Regions from separate parts of the Mus musculus genome. Here region 1 is linked to region 2. A link is a loop called in an ENCODE intact Hi-C map of the cell type or tissue named here. Cell type or tissue: heart. All regions are shown on one strand. Each heading gives the region's core, and the rest is flanking DNA. Links, peaks and the distances in the headings are about the cores only. Region 1 has its middle 52 kb from the start of Gm41898. Region 2 overlaps Gm14812 (predicted gene 14812).

What was found. A loop is a pair of places that touch in the nucleus more often than their neighbours do. Peaks named below come from ENCODE experiments on the same cell type or tissue, not always from the same donor. Only the 100,000 strongest peaks of a DNase experiment are listed, where the experiment ranks them.
Region 1: it touches region 2 in a loop (2.1-fold over the local background); 5 of 42 quality-filtered maps call a loop at or near these places.

Annotation. Positions count from the first base shown.
Region 1 is chrX:99,654,665-99,662,996 of GRCm38, reverse strand. No RefSeq gene overlaps it. Among named protein-coding and RNA genes, the nearest start is that of Gm41898, 52 kb to the left of the region's middle. In heart, for the core only: a CTCF peak has its summit at 4,737 (motif pointing right); a DNase peak (open chromatin) is centred at 4,746; H3K27me3 peaks cover 4,669 bases.
Region 2 is chrX:99,398,716-99,407,047 of GRCm38, reverse strand. Gm14812 (predicted gene 14812) reads left to right here. Exons shown (of 7, transcript NR_033544.2): 7 at 578-1,717. Among named protein-coding and RNA genes, the nearest start is that of Gm14812, 41 kb to the left of the region's middle. In heart, for the core only: a CTCF peak has its summit at 3,983 (motif pointing left); no DNase peak of the experiment used is centred there; H3K27ac peaks cover 381 bases; H3K27me3 peaks cover 3,578 bases.

The DNA of each region.
Region 1 (8,332 bases), core at 163-8,162, 260 kb before region 2:
AGAGAGAGAGAGAGAGAGAGAGAGAGAGAGAGAGAGAGAGAGAGAGGCTGGTCTTCCTGCAGGTCAATGAGACTTAGCATGCTAGGGCAGAATGTGCCATGTTCCTGCTCTTCTAGGTTACTGCCTGTTTTTTTGAAAGGTGCCTACCAGGAATCTCTTGGTGCCAGAGCCAAGTCAGGTTTCCACATAGGTACTCTTCCTGAGAGAAACCAGCAGCACATCTGGTTTCCATTAGGCCCTCATTGCTCCCAGCCTGATCACGTCCGTCTAGTTCTCTTCGGTGACAGGCTATTGGAGGTGTCTTGACAGTAGCCTTGCCAAGGCACTCCTGTATGTGTTTCCCTTCAGCTCAGTCTGCTGGTGTTCCTAGCTCCTCTTGAGTCTTTGCAGAGCCAGTCAGCCTGTCAGAGCATCTGCATGTCAGTCAGCCTGCCCAGCAAACTGTCTTTCTCTATTAGCCAGTAGGACAGTGTCATTCAGATAGCCATAAAGTCCATTTGTCTGTCAATCAGCCATGACCAGCTAGGCAATCAGCCACCCAGTTAGTGGATCTGTTGCTCAGACTGTTATTTTAGGAGAGGTGTCGGGATACAAACCACAGCAAAGATACACTGTGTGGAAGAAAAACAGCAGGGGTACCTGTGTACTTGGAAGGCAGTGCTGAGGAGACAGGGAGTGCTGAGATGGGAAGGGAGGGCTGTGGCGCCTTGAGAGGACATACTGAGCGAAAGGCATTTGAATGGAACCAAAATGTCCTGGCTAGAAGGCAATTTCATGCTTCCCTCAGACTTTCTCCAAAGCAGCTCAAGGGAGAGAAGCTTCCATAGGGAGCTAAGGATGGAAATGAAGGACTGAGTAGGGCTGGGAGCCCTGGATAAGTTCTCTGAACTGTGAATCCTCATTTGCACCGCTTTGTAACAGAAAGGCAGCATGATGCCAGATGACTCTAAGATCCTCTCCAGTTCTGACAGCGACTTGGACTTTCTCTGGCTCATCTCTCAGAGAAGGAAGGATCTGTCCCTCTCAGAGCTAACTTGAACTCTCCCCTGGGGTTCAGTTCTGTGAACACGGGTGCTTTACATGGGAGGCAGTAATTCTAACAGTAATGAAGAAAATCACACAGAAGCACGGGCACAGGGCCCTGGCTTAAGCGCCTCCCTCCACTAAAGGACAAACCGTCCTGGTTAGTGACAGCAGCTGTCCATCCCTAGGTTGGGGTGCTGTAGGCTGGGGGAGCCATTTCTGGTACTGCCAGGGGGAGGGGGAACAGGACAAACTGTTAGAAGGAAATAGTTCAGAGTGGTGTTCCCTGGTGCAAGAAAAGAACCTTGACAGCAGAAAGGGAGGCATGATAGCAGCACTCAGCCTTACATCCCTTTTCAAGTCTCCTCTCCTCTCCTCCCCTCTCCTCTCCTCCCCTCCCCTCCCCTCCCCTCTCCCCTCCCCTCCCCTCCCCTCCCCTCCTCTCCTCTCCTCTCCTCTCCACTCTCCTTTCCTCTTCTCCATATGTCTTTCTCAAGCTGTTGGCCAGTGTCCAAATTCATCCAAAGCCCAGGCAGGCATTGACCACTAGGTCATAGGAAGGCAAATTGAATAACATCTTTGGAATCCATCTACCCATATATAGAGCCAATCTTTTAAATACAAAGGAAGAAGCTATGTGGGCAAGAGGTTCTGGATGCGTGGGCGAGTACCGACCGAGCTCTCCACAAAATCTTTGTGGACTCTGATAGTTCATCTCAATCTTGAAGAAGGTAGAGAGGAGCAGTAGATGTGCAGAGAAATTAGGTTCCAGGTTGAGAGTGCTGAAATGGACAGACTCAGGCCACCCAATGAGAATAAGTGGGAATAATAACCGAGGTCTCAGAAGGCAGAGGGAAAGGGCCAGGGAGGAAGCTAAAATTCCAGAGTTTGAAAAAAAATTTTAGTCTGGCCATTTTGAGCTTTAACTTGTGGGCATTGAGAAACAATTTTTCAATCAAAGAGATGATCAATTATTACTTTGAACTGTGATTCGAATTAAAGTCAGATGGTGGTGCACACTTGTACTCCCAGACGTGGGGAAGTGGAGACAGGTAGCCCTGAGACTTGTTGGGCACCTAGCCTAGCCTACTCAGCTGAGTCTGAGCCAGTATGAAAGCCTGTCTCAAAGCAAAAAGTGGACAGTAACTAATGACTAACACCTGAAGTTGTCCTTTGGCCTCCACCTAGGCACACACTCACAAAATAAAAATAAAGCAGGTAAGATTAGGTTCTGTGAATCAGATAATAATGCAGATGATATTGGGTTCCATTTATCAAAGCCTTCTCCAAAGGCTCAGATAGTGGCCAGTCTGTCTTCAAACCCTGGCTTTAATATTATGACTTGTGTTACTTTAGGCCTGCTATGCAACTTTTGAATAACTCAGTTTCATAACCTGTAAAACAAAAGTAATGAGAACACCTCGTGCGTATGACTCTTTTAAAGTAAGACATGCAACATGCTTAATAACTCCCAGCTTAGTAGACAATCCCAGTCAAAAAAATTATGATGGTGTCATCTTCATCTCGGACAAAGGAATTTTGAGACTAAGAGAGGTAAATTCACTTGTCTAGGAACACACAGCTAGGCTGTGGCAAACGTAGGTTGCAAACCCAAAGTCCAGGCTTGTGTGCTTTAAAGCTTACTCGGTTCTACTGGGAATCTGAGAAATGGAAACACTAGAATCTACACCACTCCTTGGGAGTGTGTTAGAATTACTGGGGCATGAAGATACTCCTTGCGACCCAGGAGAGCCACTTCTATGCATCCAGGCTGTCATTTGAAGGCCTCTAAGGAGCTGGCCTGGCCAAGAAGACCTGTTCTTTCCATCAGTGGGGCTGGGAAGGTTAATGGCATTCCCAGGAAGGGCCAGGGATTAGGGGAGACTGCGCTTTGGAGCCAAATTCTTTCACCTATAGTGAGTTTTCCAGAGTTTCTCCCTCTGCCCCCCAGTGCCTGGCCCCAGAAAAAAGAAGGGGGGATGGGCTGAGACCTCCAGCTCCTCAACCCCATGGACCAGGATGGAGGAGAGTGCGGCCCCCCACCGGGCTGGCCCTGGTCCCGGCTGTGGCTGTTCCGGCACAAGCTGTGGGAAAGGAGGAAGGCCTCCACGTGCTGCTCTCTCTCTCTCTCTCTCTCTCTCTCTCTCTCTCTCTCTCTCTCTCTCTCTCTCTCTCTGGGGTGCAGCAGAGGCAGGGCGGATGAAGGGGGGTGAGACCCTTCAGAGGCTGGACAATTAGAGAGAAGGCACATTCCAGGGGAATCCACATCTGGGATGAGCCTGAGCCAGGGCCAGCCCTGTAATCCATTGCAGATGTACCGGCCAGCAGCAGATGTGGGCAGACCTCCCTTCTGGCAGGCTGGGGGTGGGGCTTGCAGGGGCAGCTAGGTGAGGAGCCTCTCCTTTGGGCAGCTACTACCTGGCAGGGATTTTGTGCATGGCATCTTGCCCACAGTGGGCAGGCAGGCTGAGAGGCTGTAGTTATGTGTGTGCAGTTATCCCAGGCCTCACCTCTGCTTTAAATTTCTGGGAATAGATCTTTGGTCAGAAGGCCACCAGCCACCAGGTGGGACCTCTACAGGGCATAGAGACCTTGTCTTCATGTGGGTCTACAGAAGTCCAGCGGCTTTAAAACCTGAAGAAGGAGGAGTATGTGACTGCGTCTGACTCAACCGGCTTCCAGCCAGCTCTTCCTGGACCTAGTTCGAGACTCTGGGGTCTCTGGGGTTGGCATTGCCAGCAGGGACTTCTAAGAGACTTTTCTGTTGCAAGAGCTTTGAATCTTCATACCACCGCAGGGGGTAGCTCTTTGTGCTTGCCTTGTGACCAGTGTTTGGCCCTAGAAAAGTGCTGACAGGAGGAAAGGCAACTCTGCAAAGGCTATATCCCCAGAGGTCTAGTGGATGGAGGCAGGGGCATTCTGGGGTGTGCAGGTCGGCGGGTGGGTGGTGTGCTTGGTCTCTGGGTGGGGATGTGGAATTCCTGGTTTTCCAGAATGTCTTAAGAATACCTACAGCTGGAAAAGTCACCTTTTGAAATGGATTCCAACTCTCTGGCTGCTCTAACCCTTTTGTGTCACTGAGGAAGGGTAAGAGGCCGGGAGGTGGGGGGGGGGGGGTTGAGGGAGATTCCGACTAGTCTCCTCAGAGAGCCAGTGGCAGAGCAGAGTGAATGTTGTTTCCCCATGAATGAGTCTGTACTCTGTATGGAAAGAATGACTGAGTGAGTGAATGGGCAAATGAATGGGGAAGTGTGGCTGGAGAGATGGAAGTGTGGCCAAGGCCTGTGGATACAGATGATATGCCCTTTTCCACATTCCGTTTGTCTGATGCGTAGCAATCTGTCTTGGCCCTTTTCTCTCATCTATGTCTCCCCATACCATCCATTTCAAGTCTAAAGGCCCCAAGGAGGAGGAAGCATTCATACCGGTTCGCCCACCAGGCAAGTGGTAGGGGCAGGATGGGATGCAAAGCCATGTGTCCCTCAAGCCCCTACTCCTCAAGGACCTCTACCAGAGCCAAAGACAAGTTCCATCCATTTCACAGGCAAGGAAACAGGAGACAGGCCCAGAGGGGGGTGCAAGACGGATTACAGGATGAGCTTTAAATCAGGCCTGGCAGGACACTGAAAGTAATGGATTCCTGTTGGCTAGAGCAGTATTCGTGGCCCCTGTGGGCCCAGGCAACCCCCAGAATGGTGTCACCCAGGACTGCCGAAAGGTGGCAGCAGAGGACCATGGGAGGCAGAGTGGATCTTTATTCTGTTTGCCCAGCTCCCATTCTTCAAGCCCCAAATTGGCTACCTTGGTGCCCTGAGTGCAGGCGGAGCCACTGCGTGCGGCAGAAGAGGCCTCCAGTGGTGGGGTAAAGGGGTGTTTACTGAAGAAAACTGTCCCCCAGCAACTGTGAAAGGCGGGGAGGGTAGAAGATCTGAGGGGAAGAAGTGGACCAGTTAGAGCCTAAGAGGGAGAGGGAACTGCAGAAAGAGGGACAGAGAAAGGAACGGAGCTGAGCAGAGATGGAGCAGTGGGCTGAAGGTTCCAAGAAAGCCAAAGCTGGCAACATCTCTATGGGACCAACTACACCCTAGTGGGATCAGGGAACTTCCAGTCTAAACACCTTTAGAAGACTCCCAAGCCAAATTCCCACCTCACAGCAGGGTGCACAGACTCATAGGTGAGGCTGGAGATCACACAGCCAACCTGTCATCAAACACAGACTGGCCTCAGCCTGGATTCTCCCCCAATTCCAGATGAAACAGCAGCCCCTGGCCAGGCCAGTATACTTGGTAAGTACAGGGAAACCCACCCATTTGCCACAGAGTTTAAAACATCTTTCTTCCTTCTTTCTTTCTTTCTTTCTTTCTTTCTTTCTTTCTTTCTTTCTTTCTTTCTTTCTTTCTTCCTTCCTTCCTTCCTTCCTTCCTTCCTTCCTTTCTTTTCTTTCTTTCTTTCTTTCTAACCTCTGGTGCCTGGTCTCTGTACGAGCCTGGCCTAATTTCACCACACAGGTGCACACATTATGTGCTGACAGGACCCGAGCTCTGCCAACCCAGGCCCGCTGGGCTACGTGAGAGCAGCATTGGTGCTATGTCATCATCCGCCCATGTGATCCTATTTTTTCAAACTCAGAATCAGGCCAAATTGTCTAATGCATGATATGACCACAGAATGGAATATTTAAAATTAGGCTCATCCCTGGAAATCTAGGCCATATGCTTACTGTCCTGCTACCCCACCCATTGGCGCTCCCTCACACACAGGCCTGGAGATGCCCCCAGCTGTTAGGCAGGCCCTGCGGCTGAGAATGAGGGAGGTGAAAGAGAGCTAATACGTACTGAGCTCGTGCCATGTGTCAGGCATTTTCCAGCTATTATCTCACTTGCCATGACAACCATTTGCAACAGGCACCCTTATAATCTCCATTGCACAGATGAGGAAACAGGCCCAGACAGCTGGACTGTTAACCAAGGTCCCACGGTGACCAAGGCGGCCGGGTTAGAGTGGACTCTGTGACCCCCAGTGCAGTAAACTGACCCTCTGAGCAGTGACAAAACTAACAGGCAGAAATGCTATACCTAAAGCATATGTAAAGTAAGGAGTAGAGGCCAAATGCCTTGGCCTCCGGAAGGTGTGTCCAGCCTAGGGGCCCCATACACTGAGGGCACACTGTTGCAAGGTCACAGGGCATGAGGTGATTGGGATGGGCTTGCAGCCCATGTCCCCCCAGGAACTATGACTTCAGCTTTCAAATTCAGAAAGACTTGGGAGACAGGCGCATACTCTATGGCCTCAGGGAACTAAATAAGAAGTGACAGCTATAGGGAGGCAAGTCTAAAACTAGCTTAAGAACCAATCTACCCTGACTGCCTTGAATTATGGTGAAGTCTCTATTACTGGGTCAGTTCCACCTGAGCACATATCTCGTGCTATGTACAGGCTATGTACGGGAAGGCTCAGTCCATGGATCAGAGGTTAGACACCTACGTTTAGCACACTCTTTTCTCCAGTCCAGCATGGGCACCTCCCATCATTTTAAAATCAGAAAGCCATCCCTTAAGTCTCACTGACAGGAATCATTCTTAGAGCCATGAAGGAGTGGCTCTGAGAAGGGAAAGATGAGAAGGCCACCAGAGACCTAGAGGGGAATCATTCTTAAACAGCCAGCATCAAGCAGACAGATGGCCGATGACAAACGGAGGGAGAAAGCATTCCTAAGCCATTCCGGGGAAGATGACAGGACTCTTTCTTTCACAACACTACTTCACTGATTGATTTTGTGAGTTAAGTCACTAACCCTTGAAAGGATAAAGAAAGGAGCAGTGAATTGAATTCCGCACATCATTATTTCAAATATGACATTAACCAAGCTCAGGTAATGCTGAACGTTTTCCTGCTAATGTCAAGAAATCCTTTCTTGGAGCTAATCTAGATGTCAATTGCAATGCCAACAGACTACTGTTGAATGCTAATGTCGCACAGTGTCATTGGGTGAGAAGTAAAGATTGTCAGATGGCTGGCTGGATGGTGAAAGAGACTGATGATGGCTCTGGTTTGTCCTGACAAGACCATAGGGATGTCACAGGCTATGGATGTTGGAAGAAGGATGGCCCATTCTTTATTGAATGGTTGGTTGTTGTTATTGGTGGTGGTGGTGGTGGTGTGTGTCTGTGTGTGTTTGTGTGTGTGTGTGTGTGTGTGTGTGTGTGTGTGTGTGTGTTCTACCAGATCATCGCCACTTAAGCCAATATTGATTTACCAGACATATGTGTAGGACCCAGATGAAGTTGATGTAGGGAGTAAGACCCCTCTTGAGAGACTCCAGCTACCTCTAGCATCTTCCTTCTTCATGACTCAGAAATGTGCTTTCTTCATGACCATGATCAACTGTCCCTAGGAAAGAGAAAGATCATGGACATGTTTTCCTGGAGAAAGTTATACTACTCTGAGAAGCCATGGTCCCTGTGACACATTTTGAAGACAAGGCTATCCTGCCTGCCAACATGTGTGGGAGATGCTGTGTGATTAAGGTCACCCTCTGCTTCGGATCTGAAGCCTGTTTAATTTCCCAAGAAATACTCTGTTTGGGATAAAATTTGGGACACAAGTTCTAGTTGTGAATGAGTGTCTTAGTTCGGTGTCCATAGAACTAGAAGGGTGAGGATGTGTGAGTTATTGATGGTGTGCCCCTCTGTAAACATCTGTGAGGCAGGAAAGAGTGCTACAGACGAGGTTGGAGGCAAGAAAGGGTCTGTTCTCTGATTGTGTTGCCTTAATATGATCCAGAGTGCATGTGAAGTCTCACACCACACAGCCATTCTGCTATAGGGGTAGCATCTCTTAATGGGCTCTCAATAAATAGGAAACATACTCTCCTATACAGATGAGTTTGGTGGTTCCCATAGCCAAGGACAAATCTCTGAATTCTTCTCACCATTACTCACAGAATGTAGGAATAAGTGAGGAAAGTTATTTTCAGGCAGCAATGCTATCTATCCAGCAAGGCTGCCATCCTATGCTTCGAAAGGTCTTCTTCTTCTAGAAGACAGCAAGACTTCAATCATCATGCCTCCATCAATTAGCCATGAGCTAGCTGTGTCTCACCCACTAGAGGCTACCAGGAATAGGAAATAAAAGGTGGAGGAATTGCTACATTTATGGTCTAATGAGACAGTAGTCCAAGCATCTGTGTTCAGGCGCCCACAAGGCTAAGATGGACCAAGACTGGAGAGAAGATACAGGTAATGTTATCGCCACAGTTGTGTCAGTCCATGATGCATGACAGAGCCATATTTCAAGAGACAGGCTTTGA
Region 2 (8,332 bases), core at 52-8,051:
GAATGCCGAGGGAGAGATAATGGGAACAGAAGAGAGATGGTATTCAAAGGGCAAGTAAAGCTCCTCCCGAGCTGGTAGCAAGGAGTTTGATTTGAAGAGCGAGTGGGCCAGCTGCAGATGATGCATCACCCTCTATGGTCTGTCACTGATGAGCTGGCATAATGCCACCAGCCTCATGCTTGGACTCCTTCATTCCTATATTGGCTACAGCCATAAGCATGACAGAGGGCTCTTGGTGGGACCATATCCTTCCTCTCTTTCTGCACTGGACCACTGAAAAGCTAGGGGACAGAGTGGAGCCTCTATTGCTACCTCTGAGTTCATGGGCTTTCAACAACAAAGAGTCTTAACCTAGTTCTGTTGTTGACTTGTGAAGCAAAGAGACAGGATGAGAGAGCCTGCTGAATGGGTAGGCATCTTGGAATAATAGGTCTGTGCCATCAGATCTTGGTGAGGGAGAGCAAATTCACTCTCAGCCTGTGTTCTTCACCATGCCACGGCCTGTTCTTGCCACTTGACATCCATTAGCCTAATGCATCCTCATACTAACCTTGTGGTTTTACAACTCTTACTGTAGATGCAGCTCAGGAGAAAGGGACCTGGCCCAGGTCACATCAAAGTAAGTGGTGGTCTGTGTCATCCCATCGCTGCGCCACCCTCCCCCTGCCCACCCCACTTGTGTACTTGCCTGAAGCTAAGCGGCCTCCCATTTCAAACCCAGAAGTAGAGCCTCCTGCTGCTTTTGGTGTCAAAAAGGAAGAAACTGACAGGTCCTCCAGAGACTTCAAGTTTATGCTGGTGTTAAATTGGGAGAGAAATACCTCGGTGGGCCCTTGCCCCAGGGCACTAAGCGTCTCAGTGGACAATATCCTGGACAGTGGCTTGACAATCCAACAGACACCGTTTACACGTGGCTGTTTGCCTCTCGTCAGATAATGTTTATTTCTCTTCCTGATTATGAAAGGCACACAGGCATGCCTGTTTCTTGAAAGGGCCTTTGATAAGAGCCGAGGGCAGCACATGAAAGAGCTGTTCTACAAGAGCCATTCTGCCAGCGCCTACATGCATGTGGCCAGGGCGTTTTTTGTTTTGTTTTGTTTTTGTTTTTGTTTTTTTAAATTTTTGTTTTGTTTTGTGTTTTGTTTGTTTGTTTGTTTTTAGGAGATGAGGGGAACAACCCAAGGAGTGGGCTCCTGACATGGCCCATGGCTGCTCCCCCCTTCCCCAACAAGCAAGGCAGCTCACAGAGGTGCCCTTGTTCCCTTACTCAGTGACCCAGGCTCTGCCTGCCACTCAGGGCGTGGCCCTCTCCTCAGCCCTAGGCATTCTCCCTTTGAGAGACTTTACCCCACAGCATGTCAGATATGTGAAAATGCACCCACATCCCATATTAAATGTAATTTTTGCTATAAAATATTTCAAAGGATTTTTATAATTCCGCTTTCAAAATTATTTGCCTATGAGTAAGTCGTTTCGTTCCCACTTGGCTATGATTTCTTTGTAATCATCGGGCATACTTGGGAATTCTTGCAAAGTGAGGAAATCTAAGCAACAAATTGTTTTCAAATGTAATGAAATTTTTAGGAATACTAAATTTAACAATTAACGAGGCTGATATTATATTATGTTTTGTAGACATATAATGGAACATTTATTAATTCCAATTCTGCTGTTTTCTTTTCATATTTTAGAGCCAATAAATGTTCTTTTTCTTGGGACTGGAAGGTTTTCTTAGGCCCTCAGAAAGCACAGAGGCCCCCGGGTTGCCTGGCTCTGGTGTCACGTGGAAAGCCGAGCCTGAACTTGAAGCAGTGTCAGCTAAGCCACTGGAGAGGGGACAAAGGAACTCAAGAGGGCCGTAAATGCAGTCTCCTCTAGCCCTCTTGTCATTAGTATAGTCCAGGAGACCCAGGAAGCTGAGAAAGGGCACGGTGGTTGCTCAGGGACACACAGCTCCCAAGAACCAACATGAATTAACTCTATCTTTTGGGCTGGGGGGTTCTCTGAGCCATCTCCTTCCCCAGGACTGCTCCTATAAAGTCATTGTTCTGAGGAACTGAGGGAAGGCCAGTGTGCTGAAGATGAATTCATCGTGCCTAAGACTATTACTGTTCTCAGAATTTTTCTCACTCTAAAGAAATCTGAGGTTCAAAGGATCAACACCATCGCCATTCCGGACTCGCTCGCTGAGTAATTAAGTGGTTTGCGTAATTTGACTAGGCTGTCTGAGCCTCAGTTTGTTTGCCTGTAAAGTGGGACTAATAGAACCTACCTCAAAAGGTATTCATGGGGAGGGATGCGTTGGCACCTGCAAAGCTCTGAGCAGAGAGCTGTGTGGCATACAGTAAAGGCTCAGTAAGTATTGGCTATAATAACAATTACCATTATCATCATCATCATTATTGTTCTCAGTGTACCAGGATCCAAACTACTCACTTTATGAACCAAGCCCCCAGGACACTGGGGAACAAAGGAGACAGTTCATGGGAAACTGGAGCTTTGGGCTGCGACTGGGGCTTGGACTGGAGAATCTGATCTGTCAGGCTTGGAGGGGCCATATCCACCAACTGCCACCTGCCAGGCCTTTGGAACCAACCCTGCAAGTAAGAGGGACTTCTTCACATCCCAAGCTGGCTGGCCTATATTTAGTGATGATAGCAGCTGGCCCCAGGCCCTCTCAGAAAGCCTAGAGAAGAAAGGTGAGAAGAAGCGAAGGGGAGGGCCAAAGGGATTAGGCTTGTGGCTGCCTGGACCGCCCCTCCAGGACCTGCACACTCCATGACGCTCATAACATGGTGATAGGCTAGCCCTCATCTCACAGGCACCCCACCATCTCCTTCTTTTGCTTCATTCCAGCCGCTCATAACCAGCAGTCCCAGATGAATATTCAGGGCCAGTTTGGAAGGACCCCAAACTCTCCCTTCAGACTACAGAGGCCCAGGGAAAGGAGAGATGTGGCTTTTAGTCAGGCAGCCTGTCAGTGACTGACCTGTGACACTGTCTTCTTGTAATCTAGTACCTTCACTACTTGTGTTCCCTTAGCCTGGCTTGGCCGGTTCAGGGCCTTGGGCAAGCCCTGCATCTGCTAGCCTTTACATGTGTCTGGGGTGGCTGCTGTGGGTCAGCTGAGAGGTCCTCCCTCCCCCGAAGGGGCGGGCAGATGCAAGGGTGGGGGCACTCATCTTGGATTCTCTAGGGCTCAGTGCCATGTGGTCAAGTGCATTTTCCACAGCTCTTGCATGCTCACATGTATACATACCACACACACACACACACACACACACACACACACACACACACACACACACACACACACATGCTTTGCCAACATTATCTAGGCTAGGGATCACCATGCCGCATGTGCAACCAGTTTGCCTATCCTCCCTGAATCTAGAGACGGTTGAAGCGATTCTAATTACAGCCTGCATTCCTGCTCTGTCTGAAGGCTTTCCCTTTTTCAAATGGTCTAGTTTTTTTTTTTTAACTCAGCACTTGGCTCCTTTGCTCCTCCTTGCCTGACTCCCCCAACACACACCTCATTCTCACGCCCTGCATCTCCCCCCCTTTTCTGAGTTGGATTGTTCAACTTCAGCTTGATTTTCTGCTGTCTGAGACTTGGCAAGACTTAAGAGAACCCATTTTGGGTTGCCTGCTCCCCCCCTCGCTCTATGTGTGTGTGTGCACCCGCATACATGTGCATATGTGTATGAGTACATTATTGAATGAAGCAATATAGGCAGGTGTAGTTGGGCTTGTGTGCATGGTGTTAAGGGGATATATGCAAAAGTGTGCATATTGCATGTGTTTGTTTCTCTATATGTATACATATATAAGATGTTGCTTACATGTTCACAGTGCATAGATGTATGTGCAGTCTTAGTGTGCATACAAGTGTGTATCTGAGGTTATAAAGCCATAAGGTGCCTAGTCTGGGATATTTTCAGATTCCATCTTTTTCCCTCAGCAAAGACACCGCCCCCTGCAGGTCAGACGAGGGCCTACAGGCTCACCGTGGCCTCTCCAGAACAATCAGCAGGCATAAGCAGGGATCAGACATTCATCCTCTGCAGAACTAACACAATACGATGAGGAAGCTTTCCGGAAGCAACTCTGTTCACTCCATTGGGATTCACATTCATGCGCCTAGATCTCCACAGAAGCCTGGGCTTCTATGTTTTCACTGCTTCCAATTCTAGTTCCAATATTCATTTTCCTTCTCTCTCCCTCCCTCCCCCTCTCTCTCTCCCTCTCTCCCTTTCTCCCCACCCCCTCTCATTCCCTCCCTCCCTCCCTCTCTCCCTACCCCCCTTCCACTTTGGGAACCCTCTGCCCTGCTGTCTGCTACTCACAGTATACTGTCAGCAACTGTCATTTCCCCATCTTCTTGTTTAAAAGAAGATTTATTTATTTTTCTTTTATGTGTATGAGTGTTATGCCTGTATCTATATCTGTGCACCACGTGTGTGGCTGGTACCTGGAGAAGCCGGAAGAAGGAGTTGGATGCCCTGGAACTGGAGTTACAGATAATTGTGAACCTCTGTGTGGGTGCTGGGGATCAAAACTGTGCCTTCTGGGAGAGCGGCCAGTGCTCTTGACTTACAGAGCCATCCCTTCAGCCCTTCTCCATATTCTTAGTGTCTTTTGACCATTTTCTTCATTCACATGGCTCAAGGGCACAACTGTCTTGTGATATTTTGGGGGCTCTATTTTCCTTCCACAGTCCGCATTCCACTGTGCAAGGAAATGGGGACAGTATCCTTATTGTTTTTCATGGCTGCTTCTGGACCATTTGTCTTTTTTCCTCTTGAAACGATAGATACGCTCATGAATGCCTCACCGCCACCCTCTCCCGGAGGCTGTTATCTGTTGACCCCCTTGTCAGTGTCCTCCAAGCCTTAGAACTGTCAGCAGCTGGATTGATCATTTTTTCTCCTCCTATACCTTAATTTTGCCACTGCTCTTTGCAAGTTTTGTATAACAGAGATGCCCTCCTGGCTTTAGCAGTCAAGACTCTGGGTCCTCCACTCTACCTCCTTCTTCCATTCCCTATGGCTATATGCTCTTGACCTTTCCATAACTATGTGTAAGCTTCAAAATCTTGATCATAATGACCTCGCCGTTTGACATATTCTTCCCTGTAGGACCTCTTACTCTGAGAGTGTTCTGTTTTCATGTAGACTACTGGTCCACTGGCTTCATTACTCCTTCCTCTTATCTCTGTTTTCCCTCATAGTAGAAACCTCTCAAGACACTGCTGGGCTCAAGGCCTCCACTTTCTCATAGCCTTTCTCACCACCCGCTATCCCAGTGAATTCCCCGGTCACTAAAGATACCCTTGTCAAAGGTCACCAGAAGCTGGCCGTGGGCTGGTTCACACCTTTAGTCTTAGTGCTTGGGAGCCAGACACAGAGACAGGAGGATCTCTGTGAATTCATGATCATCCTGGTCTACACAGCACATTCCAGGCCCTTGTCTCAGAAGACAAACAAACAGACAAACAAACAAGTCACCAGAAAGCGCACATTGCCAAGCTCAGCGATTGGGCTGACCTTTCTGGTTCTCTCTTAAGACAGCCCAGTTGAGCACGTTCTCTCCCATTGCTGGCTGTGCCCTCATTTCACTGGTTCTTCAGAGACTCCTCCTCTGGATGTCAGGACTCAGTCTCTGGTGTTCTCATCCTCCTACCTACATTTTCTTAGTAGATTCTTCTTGTTGTTGTTGAGTCTCGTGGGTTTAAATAGCACATGTATTTTAACAACTCACTAAATTTGTATCTTCTTTCTTTAAAAATTTTTTGATGATTTATTTTTTTGATTTTTTTTAATGTTCCTTGGTGTTTTGCTTGCATGTCTGAGGGTATCAGTTCCCCTGGAACTGGAGTAACAGATGATTGTGAGCTGCCATGTGGGTGCTGGAATTGAACCTGGGCCCTCTGGAAAAGCAGCCAGTGCTCTTAACCTCTGAGCCATCTCTCCAGCTTCTGTATCTTCAATCTTAATCTGCCCTCACAAACTCCCAAGTTTTTTTGTGTCTAATATTTCATTTGGTGGGACGAATTAAAAGATTTTGAAGCAAGGGTACATTTGAAATAGCATCTAAACAGAGATGAGGCCCTCACTCAGTGGTTATCACCAAAAGCCTGCTAGCTCTAAAAGAGTCTGGGATAAAGCATCTAATTTTCTGCTTGATTCTACTTTGTGCCCATCAGCCAAGCCCAGGCTACCAGCACCTCTTATTAAAACCTGTACAATACATCCCTCCATCTACCCTTGGCTTCTCCATTCTTCAGAGCCACCAGAATGATCTTTCTAAAATAACATTTCAGACTTGTTCTGTGTAGAACATTTTTCCTTGAGAAAGGGTCTTATACTATATTTCTAAGTCTGACTTGGAACTCACTATGTAGCTTAAGCTAACTTGAAATTCTTTTAAATTTGTGTTTTAAATAGATTTTTACATGTGTGGGTGTTTTGTTTGCATGTATATCTGTGCACCACATGCATGCCTGGTAAAGAAGGTACCATGTCTCCTGGAGCTGGAGTCACAGATGATTGTGAGCTACCACGTGGGTTCTAGGAACCAAATCCAGGTCCTCTGGAAGAACAACAAGTGCTCTTGACCATTGAACTATGTCTCCAGCCCTTTTAATGGCTTCTTAATACATGTAGATCCTAAGCTCTTAACACAGTCATCCCTTGAACCGCAAACTCTTAGCTAAGTAGGGTAGTGCATGCCTGGACCCCAGCATCAGGAGACAGAAGCAGGAGGATCTTTAGTCCCAGGCCAGCATTGATAACATGGGCAAACACTATATAACACAACCAAACATGGCCCTCAAGCTCTTTGCTTTGGCCTACAGTTCTTGATAGTGTGGTCTTTGTCTCCCCAGCTTTGGTTCTCCCCCTCACTTTCCCACATGCTCATTTCTGCCCTGGCACCCTCCTGTTTCCCAGTTCTTTCTCTTTGAAGCCTTCCCTGGATCCTCACATGGGTGTTTTACCTGTATATGTGTCTGGTGCCCACAGAGGTCAGAAGAGGGTATTGTATCCTCTGGTACTGGAGTTACAGATGATTCTGAACTGCCAAGTGGTTGCTGGGACTTCTACCCTGGTCCTCTGGAGAGCAGCTAGTACTCTTAACTGCTGAATCATCACCCCTGCCCACAAGCAGCCCCTTTCTTATCAGTAAGGACTCAGTTCTTCTCCCTGAGGCCTTCCCTGGCTGCTGGCTCTAACGCAGCCCCTCCGGCATCAGCATCAGCATCAGCATCAGCATCAGCATCAGCATCGTGATCCCATAAGCCTGACTTATTTTCTTCATCACTATCCACCAACCTGGGATTTACCTGTGAGTTTATCATTTGCTCATTGATGGTCTAACCACCTTCCTAGGTAAATGATAAGGCCTGTCAGGCTTGTTCCTTGTTCCAGTGCCTCAAGACAGTCCTATTAAGTATTCCCTGAATGAACAAATATTCACTGAATTGAGTATCTAAAAAGGAGGCCTCTCTGATGGGCAGAGTACCTGCTCCACTGTGGCAAGCACACATGGTACTGTCCCTGTGTGAGGTGGGGAAACAGTTGGGGCATAGGCCTTTTAGCAGCCCTGGGAAGAAGGCCTTGCTGGGCAGGCCAGACAGGCGGCCGAAAAGAGTCTGCTTCCCGTCCATTGATTGCATTAATACCAGGGATTTGGAGTAAGGCAGGTTGGGTAATGGGTGGTAATTCAGTCCAGGTTTCCAACACATTCTCTGCTGAGAAACAGAGTGGGGAAGGATGAGAAAGACAGATGGGGAGAGAGACCAGCATCCATCCCCCTGAGCCCTGGAAAGGGTGAGCTCTGGGCAGCAAAGCTGACAGCTAGCTTGCTGGGGAGCTGCCAGTGCTCAGTGTTCCTGCCTGGACCTGGGATCTCTGGGGTTAGGAGACCTCCTCTTGTAGGTATCACCTTGCCTCCCCCAGGATAAGTTTTGCTAAGAGGTGAGTAAAAGCCTATTCTCTTGTGTAAAATGGCCAACAGTGGCCAGCACATAGTAGGTATTCAGTTGAGTTGGGAGACTTAAGGCTCTAATGAGATATAACCTCTCTTCCCTCTTCTAAGCATTTCTTCCTTTGGACACACTTTTATTCCTCACTCTGGTTTTACGTTGGAAGTAATAGAGTTTTGGAAATATAGCAGAGATGGCCTTTCAGGTCAGAGTAGGTTGTTAGGTGAGTGTTTGGCATCCTCTTGAAGCCTGACCAAAATCTGAACTCAGCCAGTACCTACTGTAAAGTGCTCTGACTACCTATTTCAAAACAAGGATGCATTAGTATGCCCCCTCTGCATTACA